Linked DNA regions of Homo sapiens: region 2 is linked to region 1. Evidence: chromatin loops called from intact Hi-C (ENCODE). Cell type or tissue: mammary epithelial cell. All regions are shown on one strand. Each heading gives the region's core, and the rest is flanking DNA. Links, peaks and the distances in the headings are about the cores only.

What was found. Peaks named below come from ENCODE experiments on the same cell type or tissue, not always from the same donor. Only the 100,000 strongest peaks of a DNase experiment are listed, where the experiment ranks them.
Region 2: it touches region 1 in a loop (5-fold over the local background); 11 of 110 quality-filtered maps call a loop at or near these places.

Annotation. Positions count from the first base shown.
Region 1 is chr1:168,634,067-168,642,405 of GRCh38, reverse strand. LOC105371604 (a long non-coding RNA gene) reads left to right here. Exons shown (of 3, transcript XR_922259.3): 2 at 1,131-1,257; 3 at 3,640-4,282. Among named protein-coding and RNA genes, the nearest start is that of XCL1, 62 kb to the right of the region's middle. In mammary epithelial cell, for the core only: CTCF peaks have their summits at 4,826 (motif pointing left) and 6,036; DNase peaks (open chromatin) are centred at 5,495 and 6,015; H3K27ac peaks cover 2,039 bases.
Region 2 is chr1:169,130,762-169,139,076 of GRCh38, reverse strand. It overlaps ATP1B1 (ATPase Na+/K+ transporting subunit beta 1), which reads right to left. Exons shown (of 6, transcript NM_001677.4): 6 at 6,358-7,785. The coding sequence ends at 7,522. NME7 (NME/NM23 family member 7) reads left to right here. Exons shown (of 12, transcript NM_013330.5): 12 at 6,260-6,546. The coding sequence ends at 6,292. Among named protein-coding and RNA genes, the nearest start is that of ATP1B1, 28 kb to the right of the region's middle. In mammary epithelial cell, for the core only: a CTCF peak has its summit at 4,704; no DNase peak of the experiment used is centred there.

The sequences.
Region 1 (8,339 bases), core at 120-8,119:
ATATTGGCAAAGGAGGGAACAGGGATTGGTAGGAGAGCCTCTCTAATAAGCCCATTTAGGAAGGGATCTGATAGGTCTTTTAACTTAGAATGCTGGACACTTACAGCCTTTTGTCTTCATCTTTGGGCTTTACCTCCCCTTTAGGAACTACAGGAAAAGCTGACTCAATGTCTAGTGACATATTCTGTAAAGGAATAGTAGACAACGCATGTGGCTCTGAATGAAACAGGTCTGAATGAAACAGCTTATGTCAATTTCAAAGTTTTTATGTCCAGCCTTTCTTCATTCCCATCTGAATCAAGTATAAAATAAACTCCTTTTTTTTCATAATTAATCCTTCCTGCCAACCTGACTCCTTCACCTAGGAAATGAATCTCCTTTCTCAGGATTCTTTACCTCACACTAAAGATACACCTAAATGTTCTCTGTGGCCATAAATGCTCATTAAAACTTTTCTGCTAAACTAGTTAAGTAAACTTTCTTTATCTTGCCTTCCTTTTACCCCAAATTCTCAAGTCCATCACTAACTTTCTTCACTTCTGCCTTCCTTTTACCCCAAATTCTCAACTCCATCACTAACTTTCTTCACTTCCAATTCTACTCACCACCCAATTCTTTTCAATTTCACCTTAGATTTTGTTACTATTCTGAAACTTTTCTCTCAAAGATTCTATGGCATAACTACAAAAGTCATTTTTTCCTCATTCTGTAGGAAATTACTGAGAAAAATTGGCATAAATATAAAGGCTAGACAAGTAAAAGGTGGGATTGAGGTTGGGGATATGTAAACAAATATTCTGATGGAAGTAAAGACGGGAATGAGAGCGAACACAGGTCGGGAAGAAACCAGGAAGGTTCCAGAGAAGGTATCTGTATGGCCAGCTGGCCACAAACAATACTCATGGTCAGCAAGTATTTGTGTGTTGGGGCATCAAATTAGCTTATAGAACGAAGAGAAAAACATTTCTCTAAGCCCTCAAGTCCTGTGGTTTTTGTAACTTTGCCCCTGGAGCATATTTGTAAGAGCCAAAGCAAGATGAGAGCCCACTGCTCTGATGACTAGTAATTGTCCCACATATTTACACATATAAAGAAAAAATCATATATCCTTGAATTTTTCCTTCTTATAGCAGTGGTTGCAAGAACTCCTTGACCAGTGTTTCCCAAAATCTGTTCCTTGATATATCCCTATTCGGCAAGAGCCATGAGGATGAAGATTTATCTGCTGGAATCTCCAGTGTCTGGACCCGGCACAAAGTAAGTGCTCAGAAATACCTATTGTATGAATAAAGAAATGAATGAATGTTGCACATATAAATACATCTACCAACATTTCTTTGGTAAAGTTTGGAAAAAGCTTGGTTGAGCAAAATTCCTTTGCTGAAGGACTGCTTTGAACCTTTACATTATGATACAATAGAGGGCATTTCTCAAATGCTTTTATGCATGAGATCATGTTTCTCTACATAGCTTCTGAACATATACATTTGGAGAAAAATTCCCTAAATAATTGCTGGTAGTGCAGCGCTAGGGCCAATTCCTCCATCTCCAGTTTACCTGCCCTCTCCCTTCATGCAGTGCTCACTTGGATCTGCCAGCCTTTGTGATGTCCCGTTCTTCATATGTAAACAAAACACAACACACACTGTAAGAACAAGGGAGTTTAAATTAACTGCCTATTTAACTGAACCACATCTCTTGGTTTTCCTCCAAATATCTATGTAAAAATGCAGCCCACACAAGAGTACATGTAACGTTTAGAAAGGGATATGGTGTTTACATTATTAGCATTTGTAATAGGTATTTGTGAGTATTGAAAATTTTATATGGCTGTTGTGAGAACTAAATCAGATTATATATGTTCTAGTACATTATACACCCTCAAAAACCAGGTGTTAAAGCCAAGTAGATCTGCAGGGCACAATGTTGGAAATTATGAATAGCATGAAAGAGAAGGGTTCTAAAAATATGCTGAATTATGGAAAATTATATATCAGTATTTGACAAGACTAGATTCAGCTGATATGACAAATTATGCCTAGATAAAGGTCAATGGAACATCATTACATCCTTATTTGGTCAAATGTCAATGAGATAGGGCACTCAATTTGCCTTTGTCAAAAGTTAAAGATGGACCACTTGATTTATCTTAAATGTTGGTTAGGAAGGCCAAAATAAAGATAGCGGTAATGACAACTTTCTGTGTAAAAATTTTTTCTATCATAAATAGTTGTGCCTTTGACTTTTCTTTAGTCACTTACATTAGTCAAAGGATCTAGGCATTAGAGACAAATGTGACACTTCCTTCAAGACCTACTAAACTTGTCTCATTTACTCAACAAATATTTAATTTATTCTACAAATATTTATTTTGAGCATTTACTAGACAAGACAATATGCTAGTTTTTCTGGAGGTACAAAGAAGAGTCAGACATGAGTTATTAAAGCCTTCAAGGTTCTTATAAACTAAGAGAATAGCAAAAGCAGGCATAGATTGACAAGATTACAAAGAAATTTATATGTGCCATAACTAACGTGCTGATAAAAAGTTATACAAACTCCTAGTGGAACACATTTTATTGTATTATAACTCTTAATTTACAATTCTGTCTCCCTTTGAAGATGGATTTTATCTTTTATATATCTGCAGACAGACATCATACGCTTTCAACAAATGTTTAATAAAAGAGTGAATGGTTGAACGAATGAAACTAAAGACTCTGAGATTTAGTTTTCAAAATAGTGCTACTATAGAATCATCTTTCATTTGCATATTTTTTAGGAAATAATTATTTTCTTGAAGCAAAGGACCATGTCATGTCTCATTGTAAATTCTATATAGAACCTGGTTGGCACAGTTAATGCAAAATAAATATTTTCTGAATAAAATGACTTAATTAATCAGAAAAGACACTAACAATGCATAACAGATAAACAATTCCAATGTTTTTGTTTAAACTCACAGACTTCTATGCAAAAAAGAATGCATTTTCATGTATATAAATTTACCTCAATAAACTTAAAAAATAGCTAATACTGTACTGCATACTTGAAATTTGCTAAGAGATACATTGTAAATACTCTAGGAAGGAAGGAAGGAAGGGAGGAAGGGAAAGAAAGAAAAAGAGAGAGAAGGAAGGAAGGAAGGGTGGGTGGGAGGGAGGAAGGGAAAGAAAGAAAGAGAGAGAAAAAGAAAGAAGGAAGGAAGGAAAGAAAGAGAGAAAGAAAGAAAGATAGAAAGAAAGAAAAAAGAAAGAAAGAAAAAAAGAAAGAAAGGAAGGAAGGAAGGAAGGAAGAAAGAAAGAAAGAAAGAGAAAGAAAGAAAGAAAGAAAGAAAGAGAAAAAGAAAAGAAAGAAACTATTTGGGTGATGGATATGTTAATTAGCTTAGCTTGAATGTGGTGATCATTTCACAATGTGTACATTTATCAAAACTTCAAGTTATATACCTTAAGTATATACAGTTTTATGTTAATTATGCCTCAGTGAAGCTGGGGCAAAAAGAAAGTTCATTACGCCACAAAGCAAGAACTCTCGAGATAGGGTGACTGCAGAGTCAGCTGATTTAACAGCATTAGAATCCAATTTCTTTCTCTCTCTATGTGTCCTGACATTTTGGATGGGTCATTTTGCCCTCAGATTCGTTTTTCTCCTGGTTTCAAGATTCTACAGTAATTCCAGACGTGACATCATCCAGACAAGAAAATGTTTAGAGGAAGAAGAAACCATTTTCTGTCTGTATCTTTGTTAAAGCAAGTTAACTTTTCCTAGCTGCCCCCAACAGACTTTTCTTCATGGTTCAGTGGCCAGAATTATCATTTGCCCTGAACCAAAGACACCTAAAGTGCGTAGAACCACTTTGATTGGCTTGGAACATCATTGTCAACTCCCTCAACCTCCATCCCTGGGCTGGCCCGGGGACCAGCCTTCCCTAGACACATGGCTCTCCGGACGTGGTTGTTTATACTAACAAAACCAAGTCTGTGAGGAAGTAAGAGCGGAAGAAAAGAATGTTAAAGAGGCACCCAACAGTAATGCTACATGGAATGGATTTTCTAAATACTAAAAAATTAAAAGTGCATTTATGATGAGAATAGAACCTTAGGTTCCAGGACAAATTCTCAAGAGAACTTGGATCCAAGTAAAGTAATTTTTGACACTTCCTCATCACCTCCCTCACAGATGACCCTCTCCTCCCTCACAAATACCAATCCCCCTCCCAATGTTTCACCTTCAAGCTAACCTCTAGTTGCCCGGGATTCCCAAGATGTCTCATTTAGACCTCTACTCCTGCAGCCAGACCTCACTCACATCTTCCAGCCATTACTTCTCCTCCTATCAAAAATTACCTAGAATCCCACTTATTTTTTAGAACACTATTCTCAGCACTCCAATAGCTTACCTCTTTTTATTTTCTCATTTTCTTTTAAATTGTTTGCAGGAAACCTGGTCATACTATGTGAACAAAGACATGTACATTTTGACAAGTTCCTATGGAGTAAAACTAGCCTCAATTCAGAAATACACTTTATCTCTGAGAATGGGTGTCTATGATCCTCAGACAGGTTGAAGGGGAAATATGAGGGAAGGGAAATTTTCCTAGAGGCCCTCACACAATCATCTCTTCCATCATGGTCTTTCTCTTTCCTGTGCTCTGAATAGTCTGTTCTTCTTGTATCGAGGGCAGATGACGTATTTATAACATTTCTGGCAGCTGGAAAGCTACGGAGGGAGGGTAAAGAAAGAGGAGTTGTGAGACGCAAAAGATATCATTGCCTTAAATGCTACAGCTAAAGCTGTTGAATGGCTTAGCTCCCCCTACAGGATGCCATGTAACATAGCAGCACACACTTAGAAGGTACCATTTTGTTAATCTCCTGGCCCTTCAGTTTCATCCTGTCTTGCTCTATCATAGGAGACTGCACAGTCATGGCCGACATCTTCAGCCTTCCTACACCAGAAACTTCTTCCTAGCCTTCCTAAACTTCTGCAAATAGACTCAAATATCAGGAAATCAAATGTTTTTCAAAATTAAGGAGATGAACTTCAAACATCCGGTAGTGGGAAGTTGAACTGAGAAACTGCTAATGTCTTCTTCCAATTCTAAAGTACTGTCAAAGTCAAATAAAGCATAGAGATGAATCTCTGAAATTAAGCCATTTCGTGGGGAGGAAACAATGGTAATTCAGGCCATACATGCAGACTGTCTTTAGCATGTCCCAAAAACAAAGAGGTTAGGGGTTTTATTTTTTAAAAAAGGAAACGTTACATATTGTCCTTCGCAAAAGCTCACTGGCACTAGTAAGGTCTGGGAGAGTTGGCAGGATTTGGTTGGTGACTGAAGGCAGTAGGTAAAACACAAGGGGTTGTTTCAGCAGCTCTTAGATAAATCAGGTTTCAGCAGGAAATTTCAGCAACTAGGCTTGCAGAGAATTACATTCTTAGATCAATGTCATGTGCTTGGAATGTTTTCTCCCCCTGGCTTCTCCACCCTGTTTTAGTAGGGTATAACAAGAATGCCCCAATTCATATGATTAGCTTTCACAATCATTGTCCTTCTTGCCACAGTACAAGCTGTTCACATAGTAGGCTCTGGCCTCAGCTCGTGTATGACCTATAAATAGCACCTGTGTCACCAGAGGGAAAAACTGCTGAATCAGGGACATGGGTTAGAAGGAGTGTAAATCATCTTTTGTCTGAAATACTCCTAATTGATTTTTAAAGAAAAAGTCTCAACAAGGGTGTGTGTGTGTTTATGTGTGTGTGTGTGTATCTGTGCATGTCACACACAGCTTATCAGAAAGAAATCAAGAGCAGGAGTGAATGAGCAAGACAGAAGACAATGCTCATCTTCAGCCTTCCTACACCAGAAACTTCTTCCTAGCCTTCCTATGTTGTACTATATTGCACTTAGAGAAGTGCAGTTAGAGAAGACACGAGCAAAAAAGAGCAGAATTTCTTATTCCAGAAACCTCTATCATCACAATCAGACAAACTCTTCATAATTGGGCACCCCACAGAATTACACCATAGTGCCATCTAGCTCTCACTACCAAAGCTTGACATCCTATTCCCAGCTAGGTTAAGAGGTTTAGGGTTAGTCACTGACCAGCAAAACTAAACTGATTGCCATTATTTGATAATGAAAATAAGCAAAATCCCCCAAAGAGGTTTATGTTTGGTAATAATTTATATTCAACTTATCTTATCAACATTCCAAACCAGTTTCTCAATATGAATATTAAGACTTAGATCTTTCTTGTTGAATATAGATTCAATGTTGCTCTGGGTTTTTATTAAACAAATTTCCACAAAGGTTGCACTGATTACTTCCTATCTTCTTTGGAAAGCTGTCAGCTGACAATGCTACCGGCTATAGATCTGATGTCAACAAATCACTGGTCTTGCAAATTTCCAGAGCATTTGCAAAAATCCCTAAAAAGAACAAATGGGAAAATTTCATTTTAATTCACTTATGCTGAATAGCAGGGTTGTTCATGTAGTATTTGTAGAGAGAAGGAGTGCTGGAGTCATGTAAAATAAAATAATAAACAAGTGTCACGCCTGCAGAAGATCAAAGATTCTTATTGTAGGTATGATCTAGAAGAAAGTCTAAGAACTGTATTTTGTGGTGCTTCTGAGTTGTAAATTCTTTACTAAAGTATTCAATTATGGGAAATCGTGCCTGCTTCCCACTGCTGGTGCTGGCTGGGATGGAAATACTAAATGCCAAGAAGGAAAGTACATAATGGTTTTACTCTTTCTTCTAATAAACAGTATCATGGTGGAAAGAACTTGGCCTTTGGCCTTAGAGACTTGAATTCAAACATTGAAACAAAGCACTTTCTAAGTATTTGGGATAATTAACGTCCTTGAGCCTATCAGCATTATTGCAAAAAATAGTGGAGATAATATCTGTAAAATATCAAATATTGTATCTTTTTTATAAATAGTCTTTATTTTGTGTAAATACTATTAAAACATCAAAGAGGAATATAATCATGTGCTGTCATCTTTACAGATGTCATTAGACAGTACATATTTGGATCTCTGGTAATCTTGTTATGATGTGAGTCAGTGATTTATGAGGGGCAAAATTTTCCTATCGCATTACCTATTCTCTGCATCATCTGGCTTACAAAAATAGGAGCAGTGCATCTTTGAGCAGAAATAGATGCCTGAAATAGCTGTTAAACTGTTTGAGAGTCAGTACGAGGTAAATTAACCCAAAATAGAGCTATAGCAGAAAAGAGCCAAAAAGTGTGACTGTATTTAGCTATGGCGATGATGCTCATGTGTGGGATTTCTTCTGGCTCCAGGGGAGGGAATTTGGTAGGGAATAAGCAACATCTCTACTGTATCAAGAAGACTGAGTTTCCCCACACAGCCCTTCCATTTACTAGCTGTATGGATAGAAACAAATCTACATTTTCAGAGGCTAATTCCCTTACTTGCAAAATGAGAATTATATCTTTACTACCTCGCAAGGATTGTTGTAAAACCAAAAGAGATAAAGTATCTGAAAGTCTTTTGCAAACCATAAAGTGATAGGCAAATATCCTCCATCTGTTCACTTCTTTCCATCTCTACTGATATCACACTGATACAAGGCCCCAATAGCTCTCATCTCAGCCATGTAACAGTGTCAATCCTCCTTATCGAACCCCCTCTTTACACTTGGCCCTCACTGGGAACCATTCTCCAAATGACAGCCAAGATGACCATTTTAAAACATAAATCAAGAGACAGCCAAACACCATGTACCTCTTTCTAGAGGTATTCAACCACTTTATAAAACATTCTTGACAAATGAAACAAACCTGAACACGATCAGCCCTGTCCACTTCCCCATCGTAACTGGTTCCTCACTCCTTCACTGACTGGGCTCCAGCCTCCTTGGCCTAACCCAAGGTCACTGAGATTTTTTTCTAATTTTTCTTCTAAAAGTTTTGCAATTTTCACTCTTATGTTTATGTTTATGATGATCCATATCAAGTTAATTTTTATGCAAGATATGAGGTAAGATTTGAGGTCTTTTCTGCACATGGATATCAATTGTTTTCACACCATTTGTTATAAAGATTATCCTTTCTCCATTGAATTGCTTTGGCACTTTTATCAAGAATTAATTGATGAACAATCATCAACTTTTTTTATAACATTATTATTGCTCAGAATTTAATTTACTTTATGTCTCATGTTTAAAATAAACACATTTTAGTCTTAGATTTTTCTAATATTAAAAAAATTAGAAATGTTTCAATGCCATCATTTTTATATACTTACACTACAATACTCATATTTACTTATATCCTCTTCTACACAAAGGCTATTGTAAA
Region 2 (8,315 bases), core at 316-8,315, 500 kb before region 1:
AGGTAGGGAGGAGAAGGGAACAGAAGCAACAAACATCTGTTCATATTTTGAGAGACTGGGGAGATACCAGTTACAACCAAAACCATCTTCGAGGCAAAAGGGGCTAGATAATGATGAGTCATGAAACACAATTTTATGATGAATTTATGGAAAGTTGTAGCCTTTAGTTATATTAGCAAAGAAGGTAAATATTTTCCATAAAGAGAAAAGTCAGCACCACTCTACTCTGGGCTGAGATATAATTACCTTCCAGCTTTTAAAAGGGAATTTTCTCCTTAGTGGGTGGCAGTCAGAGGAATCAAGAGGTTTTTATCTTTTGAGTTTTTAATTTCATATATACATATCTATATATATTTTAGAGAGTGGGTCTTGCTCTGTCACCCAGGCTGGAGTGCACTGGCATGATCTTAGCTCATTACATCCTCGACTTCCCAGGCTCAAGTGATCCCCTCACCTCAGCCTCCCAAGCGGCTGGGACTACAGGTGTGCACCACCACACCCAGCTAATTTTTTTTGTTGTTAATTTTTTTGTAGAGACAGAGTCTTTCTATGTTGCCCAGGCTAGTTTCGAACTCCTGGGCTCAAGTGATCCTCCTGCCTTGGCCTCCCAAAATGCTGGGATTACAGGTGTGAGCCACTGCACCTGGCCTTGAGGTTTTTAAAAGAGAACTCTGAAGACATTGGGTTTCCAGAATTAGAAAAATGTATAGTCATTTTAATGTGACATTTTCATTTAGTCTTTTTTTTATTTTTATTTATTTATTTTTTTGAGGAGTCTCGCCCTGTCACCCAGGTTGGAGTGCAGTGGCACAATCTCAGCTCACTGCAACCTCCACCCCCGGGGTTCAAGCAATTCTCCTGCCTCAGCCTCCCTAGTAGCTGGGATTACAAGCATGCAGTACCACGCACAGCTAATTTTTGTATTTTTAGTAGAAACGAGGTTTCGCCATGTTGGCCAGGCTGGTCTCAAACTCCTGACCTCAGGTGATCCACCCGCCTAGGCCTCCCAAAGTGCTGGGATTACAGGCATGAGCCACTGCACCCGGCTCATTTAGTCTTAAAACATTTCAAATATGTCAACTAAACCTACGGAGAAGATAAGCATATCTGAAGAAGACACTGTTATGATTAAGTTCAACTTAATTTTTTAATTAGACCATAAATAGATTTGTGGGGGGTACATCTGCAGCCCAAGGGCTTTTGGGGTTCTATAGCTACAACAATAGGCAAGGATGGATTTTTCATCTCCTTTCTATCAAGGTTTGAATGTTTCCTCTGAGTCTTTCCACCCAGAGAACCCTAGACTTCTTTCAGTTACCACTCCTTTCCTCACTATTGACCACTTCTGAGCCCCATATTTTGGGAGCTGAAAAGTAAGTAGTGCCTTGGAGAGGGAAGACAAAAAGGGAAAGGGAGCCCAGCAAAGGTTCATTCAAGGCTCACATGTGCATCCCCTACTGGTAGCTGCCTCTTGCCATCCCCACAGCATAAGCCCTCCCCTCCTCACCCCTGCCCAAGGCTGCAGAGCGCCATCACAGGGCCTCTGTTCCATGCCCGCTGAGTCTGCCAGCTCACACCTTCCATAATCTGCCTCACCCTGCACCTTCCCCAACCCGCCCAACTCTCAACCATCGATCTGTTCATTGCTTATTTTAAAAGCAGCCTTTTCAACCACATTTTTCATTCAGTCATTAGGACAACCATGCTAAAGCAACCCTACAGTAGACGCCCTTGGCTTTAAGCAGAACTGGTGCAGAATAAAAATGTCAGGCCTTTTTTTCAAAATTCATTAAGAATTTCAAGACAGCAGCAGCAGAGCATTAAACCAAACACAAGGCTCTTCTAGGCATGTGGCCCCGTGCACAGACTGCAGGCCCATGCAGCCAGCCTTGGCTGTAAGGGGCCCAAGTGAGTTGAAAGTTGGTCATCTACTAAATACACTGATATATTTAAAACTCAGTATCATATTATTGGAACACTAACAAAATTGCACTTCAATCAAACTGACTAGATTTTATCCAAAAATCTAGTGTAGTGACACAGGCACACATATTTTAATTTGGTGCTGGAATTCCACAACTGTGCGATAGATTCTCTAAGTGTTCAAGCACATCTGTACTCTTATTTAAAAGAAAATATAACTCCATAGGCATTTCTGATACTCAATCAACATTAAAAACCATTGGAAAATAGATGCCTGCATTCCACCTCTAAAGTGTCTGATACACTAATGAAAGAATAACAAGCTTCACAAAGCTATTGGGAAGGAAATGAGATTTATATGTGAAATTAGACTATGCACTATAAAGTAGTAAATAAATGTAAGCTATTGTTCTTATTTAAATTTAATGGTGATAAAGACAGAACGAGCCTTCAACTTAATCTTATAGGTAGTCAAGTATCATTATCCGTTGGATATGTTGAATATGTTACATGAATGGCAGAAGAAGGAGGGGAAGGAAGTGGTATCGATGAGAATAGTTTAGACCATGTAAGACGTTTAGAAGTACAAAAGTAAAAATTTCATGAGGACCTAGTGTGTTTGGACACTCCCCTGTGACCCCCTACCTCTACCCCACCCCAACATTTCATTGTCAGTGCTGGGTACATAGCAGGTGGCTCAGGAGAAATTTGCAAATGAAAGAAAAGAAAGGCCTGCTCTAGGCAAAGGTTTCAAACGTTTATGGTAGGCATGGACTTCTCCATCTATTATGTTTCATTTTCTGCAGTATAACCTGAGTTGTATTATACTATTATACTATTCTCTTGCTGTCTAGAGGCTCCAAAGCAGACTCATCAGAACCTCCCCAAGGCCTAATCTTTACCTGCTGGTTATTTCAGAACCCCTGCTCCTTATCAAAAGGAAAGGATCCTATGTCCTATTCCTGCAGGATTGTTCCATACTCCTTGAAGCACTCCAAAAGACAGACCAAGTAATGACTATATCGGGCACTGGCTGTGCCCGATATATGTGGCTGGCTGTTTTAAATTAACCCGTGTCACCTCCTGCCTGGTCTGTATAGGGTCAACACTAAGGGGGAATGTATGTGTCTCCTTGGAAAAGATAGCCCTAGAGGCCGCCTATGATTTTATGAAATCCAAGTTTTGTAAAGGCTTTGTGATAAAGCTAGCTACAGATAGTATGCTTTACTACAATATGGGCATTCTCTTAGGGTCTAGGATGCCTTTGTGACTAAATGAAAGAGCTGAATTCTGTAGTCAATAAGAGTCAACACCTTAGTAAGATACTTAATCCCTCAGAAAGGACTGATGCTGAAAGTCCCTCAGAGAAAAATAGAGAATTAAAGCATGAACCAAGATACCCGCCTTGTTTCACCCCTTTGTTTCACATGACTAGGATATGGGTGCTCATTGGAACCATCGGTTGGAAGAATAACAGGCTTATCTATTTCTTGATCATCTTTCTCAGTGTAGAGCCCAGGGGACTACAGATAACATGTCTGGTTAACAGTAGCCCCCTCTTAAAGAAAAAAGGAGAAAGTCATGTTTTCTCAGTTGAATTTGAAACCAAGATCACTTTATTCACTCAATTAAAACTGCTATTGTCTGTTCCTTGGATAGTTTCCCTCTGTATTCATAAGGTCCCTTAGTCCTAGATTTTCAAGGTAATGTTATTTGGTTCTCCTCTGTGAGCCAAATATACACAGATATCAAAGTGTTACTAATCCTTTAAGAAGCCAGGAGTTTAAGCTATTACTGAGCTTTGAAAGGTTCTCATAACGGAACTTTTGTTTCTGATCACTGATAATGTTTTTAATTTGGAGTTGGAGCAGTTCCCTCTGGTATTAGGTGCAGCTGGAGCAGACAGGGCATGCTATTGTTCTAAAGTAGATAGGTTCTGGGTAATGCCGTTTTTGGTTGTTTTTTTTGTTTTTGTTTTTCAAGACAGGGTCTCACTCTGTTGCCCAGGCTTACCGAAGCCTTGAAGACTTGAACCTCCTGGACTCAAGCTGTCCTACCACCCCAGACGTCCAAGTAGCTGAGATCACAGGCGTGTACCACCATGCTCGGCTATTTTTTTTTTTTTTTTTTTTTTTTTTTGTAGAGACGGGGGGATCTCCTTATGTTGTCTAGGCTGATCTTGAACTCCTGGGCTCAAGTGATCCTCCAACCTCAGACTCTTAAAGTGTTAGGATACAGGCATGAGCCACTGTGCCTGGCCTAAAATGCTATACTGTCAAGCAGAGTCCTAAATTTTAGCCAACCATTTATCACTTCCATGCTTTTTATCATATTTACCACCTGAAATTTTACTATTTTTCTTTAAATCCATTCAGTGCTATACTTGAACAAATTTATTTTACTGCTATAAATGGAAAACTACTTGTTTTAAACTATTCTTAATTGAAGGTAATAAAATACAATGAAAACCAGTTTAAAAATCCTAGCTAGGTAACATCTTATGGCAAAGCTTCTGACACCAAGGCCTGTCCCTCTTTGTTTGCAAGGGAAATTAACCAGGGTTGAGGACATACTAACTCGGTATTTCAGTTTTCCTTCCGAGAATATGAAGGGTTGAAAAGAGAATCCTTTTTCTCTCTTCAGTATTTAAATGCTTTTCATTCCAAGTAGTCAGCCTATCTTTGAAAAACTCAATCCCTTTATATTGTGTAAGGAATTAAGTATTTGACAGGACTTGTGTGAAAACCCATTTCTTGAATGTAAGAACACCCCAAGGGAGATAGATGGCACTGTCCCTACACCCATGAAATATGTCATCTACTGAGGGTCAGAATAAACTGATTAAAAAGAAATAATAAATGTATTGAAGAGTCTGAGAAATATGCAAATGGTTAACACTAGAATATGAGCAGCAGAGGAAAAAAGATGGAGTTTTGTCTGTTTTGTTCACTGATAGATCTCTCACTAGCTGTTAGAAGAATGCTTGGCATATGGTAGGTATCTGTTGAGTCTAAGAACACAAACCACATTCCCCAGTCTCCTAGTGGTGATATAACACTAAAGATCAGGAGTGGGAAATAGGTTGGCACAATCTGGAGAAATTAAGAGAAGCAAGATTTGGAGAGAATCTTGGAGAAAGTTACAGACACACACAATGGCTTAGAACAGAAAGTACACAATACATACGAAAACAGGTTAAGTCTCACCAAGGTCGTGACCTTATAGCAGCCTTAAAAATGCAAAATACCCTCCAGTTTGAATGAATGCTCCCCTTTCCTCAGACCTAAAGCCCCATTCCCTTATTCACAAGCATCACAAATTTAAATATCACATACACCTTACAAAATGAGCTGATGTTTCTGCAAGACAAACTTCTATTTCCATAAATGTGGGTTACTTTGAGAAACTCAGTTTCATGTAGGTATGTTAGTTTGAGGATTTTTCTGTGTCATTTCAACTACTGAAGTCTCCTAAAGACTTCAACTATTAAAGTTAAGCAGTTGTGCCATTTTTCATAGTTCCCTTGCTATTTTTTTGTTAAGTGGAGTCATTGTTCCTCTGGTACTAATTTCGCATCACACAATTTGTTGCTCTAGAAATAGCAAAACGAGAAATAGATTACTGTGATTATAAATATGAAGCAGTAGGTGGAAACTGAAGCTGTTTCTGGCATTTCTCACCAAAACGGCCATGGCCTCCAGATCTGTCTCTCTGTAAGAGGGCAGCACCCCTGAAGACACAGTGCCACGTCAAGGATGTGTGTGAGCTCCTCTGCCTGCACAGGCTTTGCGAAAGGTTTCCGTTTCAGAAATACAATGCCCTGATTTTAGTGTGGGCATTTCCCATGTTAGTTAAGTGATACTAAATCTTTAATAATTATAGCTGGAAAATGTTTTTTGGAAAGCTTTTTTATCTTCTTTCACACTAAGGCTAATTTTTAAATACAGCTAAATAAGGACTTAGGCCAATCCCTGAACCAAAAAGCAAGGTATGAACCTTAATTTACTGAACCACAAACCTAACCTCATTTTTTAAAAACTGAAGTGCTAACAACTTTTTTTTTTAACACATATGTCTAGTGAAGCAATAGCAGGAACCAACACTTCATGTTTTCTAAACTGAGTGAAGTAGCAGTAGCACTGCAAGATGATTTTTTTAAATGGAACTTCAAACTGGAGCTTCATCGATTCTCTGCCTCTGATTGATTGATTAACTTTTAGTGTCTTTGGGAAGGGGTATGCCAGTGTCTGAAGTCCTGACCAACCTCTTGGACTCTGTTAAGTGGAAAAGACCAAAATTTGTCTGAACTAAGAAATTATGTGTTTCTCCGTTTCAGGTTCAATACTTCTTCAAGATCTTGGATAATTAGTGGTGTGGAAAGTAAAGAAGTCACAGGTTGGGACATTTAGACAAGAGTGAATCACACACGAGGAATGTGTTCATTCTTTTATTGTCCGTTGTTTTAACCTGACTGAATACAAGATCAACAAGAGCACTGTACTCCTGGCAATTATTACATATGTTAGAACATGGATTTTGCACTGTAGACAACATTTAACACCAGTCTATGGGGTACTGCATTGCTTTTTATAAAGTTCAAAATAAAGATTTATTTTCAAACAAGTGACTTTGGTTTATTTCATACATTACACTTTTTCTTGCAGAAAAAAATAAAATTGTACAACTGCATAAATATAAAATTCTTCCACCATGAAAATGGTTAAAACATTCATAAAGACACAGCACCAGCATGTGATGCCTCCAGAAAGGAAAAAAGGAAAGTAAAAGAAAATGTATAAAGCAAATTAATTAGCCCTGTCACTAGCCAAAGTGATGGGCAGATCCAGATCTCAGACACAGCTTTAGAACATACCGGAGGACAAGGCAAGAGATGTCAAGACAGCATTCAATACAAGCATAACACAACCCATCACCTTTTTGTGTTTTTCTGTAGTGTCACTTAAAATTTAAAGGGCAGTTCCCCCATGACAAACCCCCACCCCAGCCCCCAGGAAAAAAATAAAAATAAAGACCTAACACCACAGGAAAAGACTATGGAGTATGTTAAAAATGCTCATCGATGGGCCATTACCTTTGAAAGAGCCAAAAAACAAAAAAAAAAAAAAAAAAAAAATTACCATGCCAGTTTTATTCCCGTTGAATATTTACACCTTGGACAGCAAACCTTGCTCACATAAAGTAGAAAACAGATACAATAAAACATGGCTTGAAAAATGACCAGAGTATGCACCTGTAGTACTGTACACTAAATAAAATACACAAGGCAGCAATACTTAGGGGCCAGAAACACTGCTTACTACAAGTCAGTTACGGAATCATAATTTACAGTAAAAATGGGCACGTCCCAAGGCTCAATTTTTCTTTTTCTTTTGTCATTTACAGTAGAATAAATATTTTGTTGCTATTGCTACACTTTAATTTACATTCTAACCTATTAAATGCAGAAAGCTAGTGTAAAGCATATAGATTAAGTGTAGGTCCCATACGTATGACAGTTTGTTCAAGACTAGTAGGTTTTTGTTTTTGTATCTTTTTTTAACTTATTAAATGGCTAGTGGGAAAGATTTGTGCTTGTGATCAGCTCTTAACTTCAATTTTTACATCAAAACGTCCCTGAAAACGGTCTTTCTCACTGTACCCAATGTTCTCACCGTACGCCTTACACTCTATGCGAATTTCAGTGTCCATGGTAAGATTGGTGAACTGTACGGCCAGCAGGGGCTGCAGGTATTTGGGCTGCAGGAGTTTGCCATAGTACGGATAATACTGCAGAGGAAAACCAGGGGAGTTGCCCAGTCCAAAATACTCCACATTTCCAACTTTATCCTTATCTTCATCTCGCTGAAATCCAGAATGAAATGAAATTTTAATGGCTCACATCATGCATCACTATGTGTACTCAAAAACAAGACTCAATCTACACAGTAGTTTGCAAACTACTGAGAGAGGAAAGAACATCTACTCAGTCTATTCCATTGCAGCCTTGAGAAATGGTCATAAGAAGAGACTATTCTCAATGTGCAAATGGATGGGGAAGCTGAGTCAAATGCCAAATAAGCATTCTTCAAGCCTCCTAGAAACAAGGCCAACATTGAAAGGCAGAAACACCTTGCTGTTGGCCCAGTAAATAATCTGTCTAGTGATATTATCTCCAAAGTTTACTACTTGCCTCTCATTTTCTTGTTGAGAAATCAATCTCCACTTCCTTGCTTGGTGCTAGCACTGTCTGGGAACTCCCTTTCTTTGTTCTGCCTTTCTCTCTAAACGGTCCATTAGTTTTTGGATCCAAAGGAAACATGCACTAATTGTTACCTTAGTCTTTCAATTTTTTTTTTTTTTTTTTTTTTTTTTTTGAGATAGTCTTGCTCTGT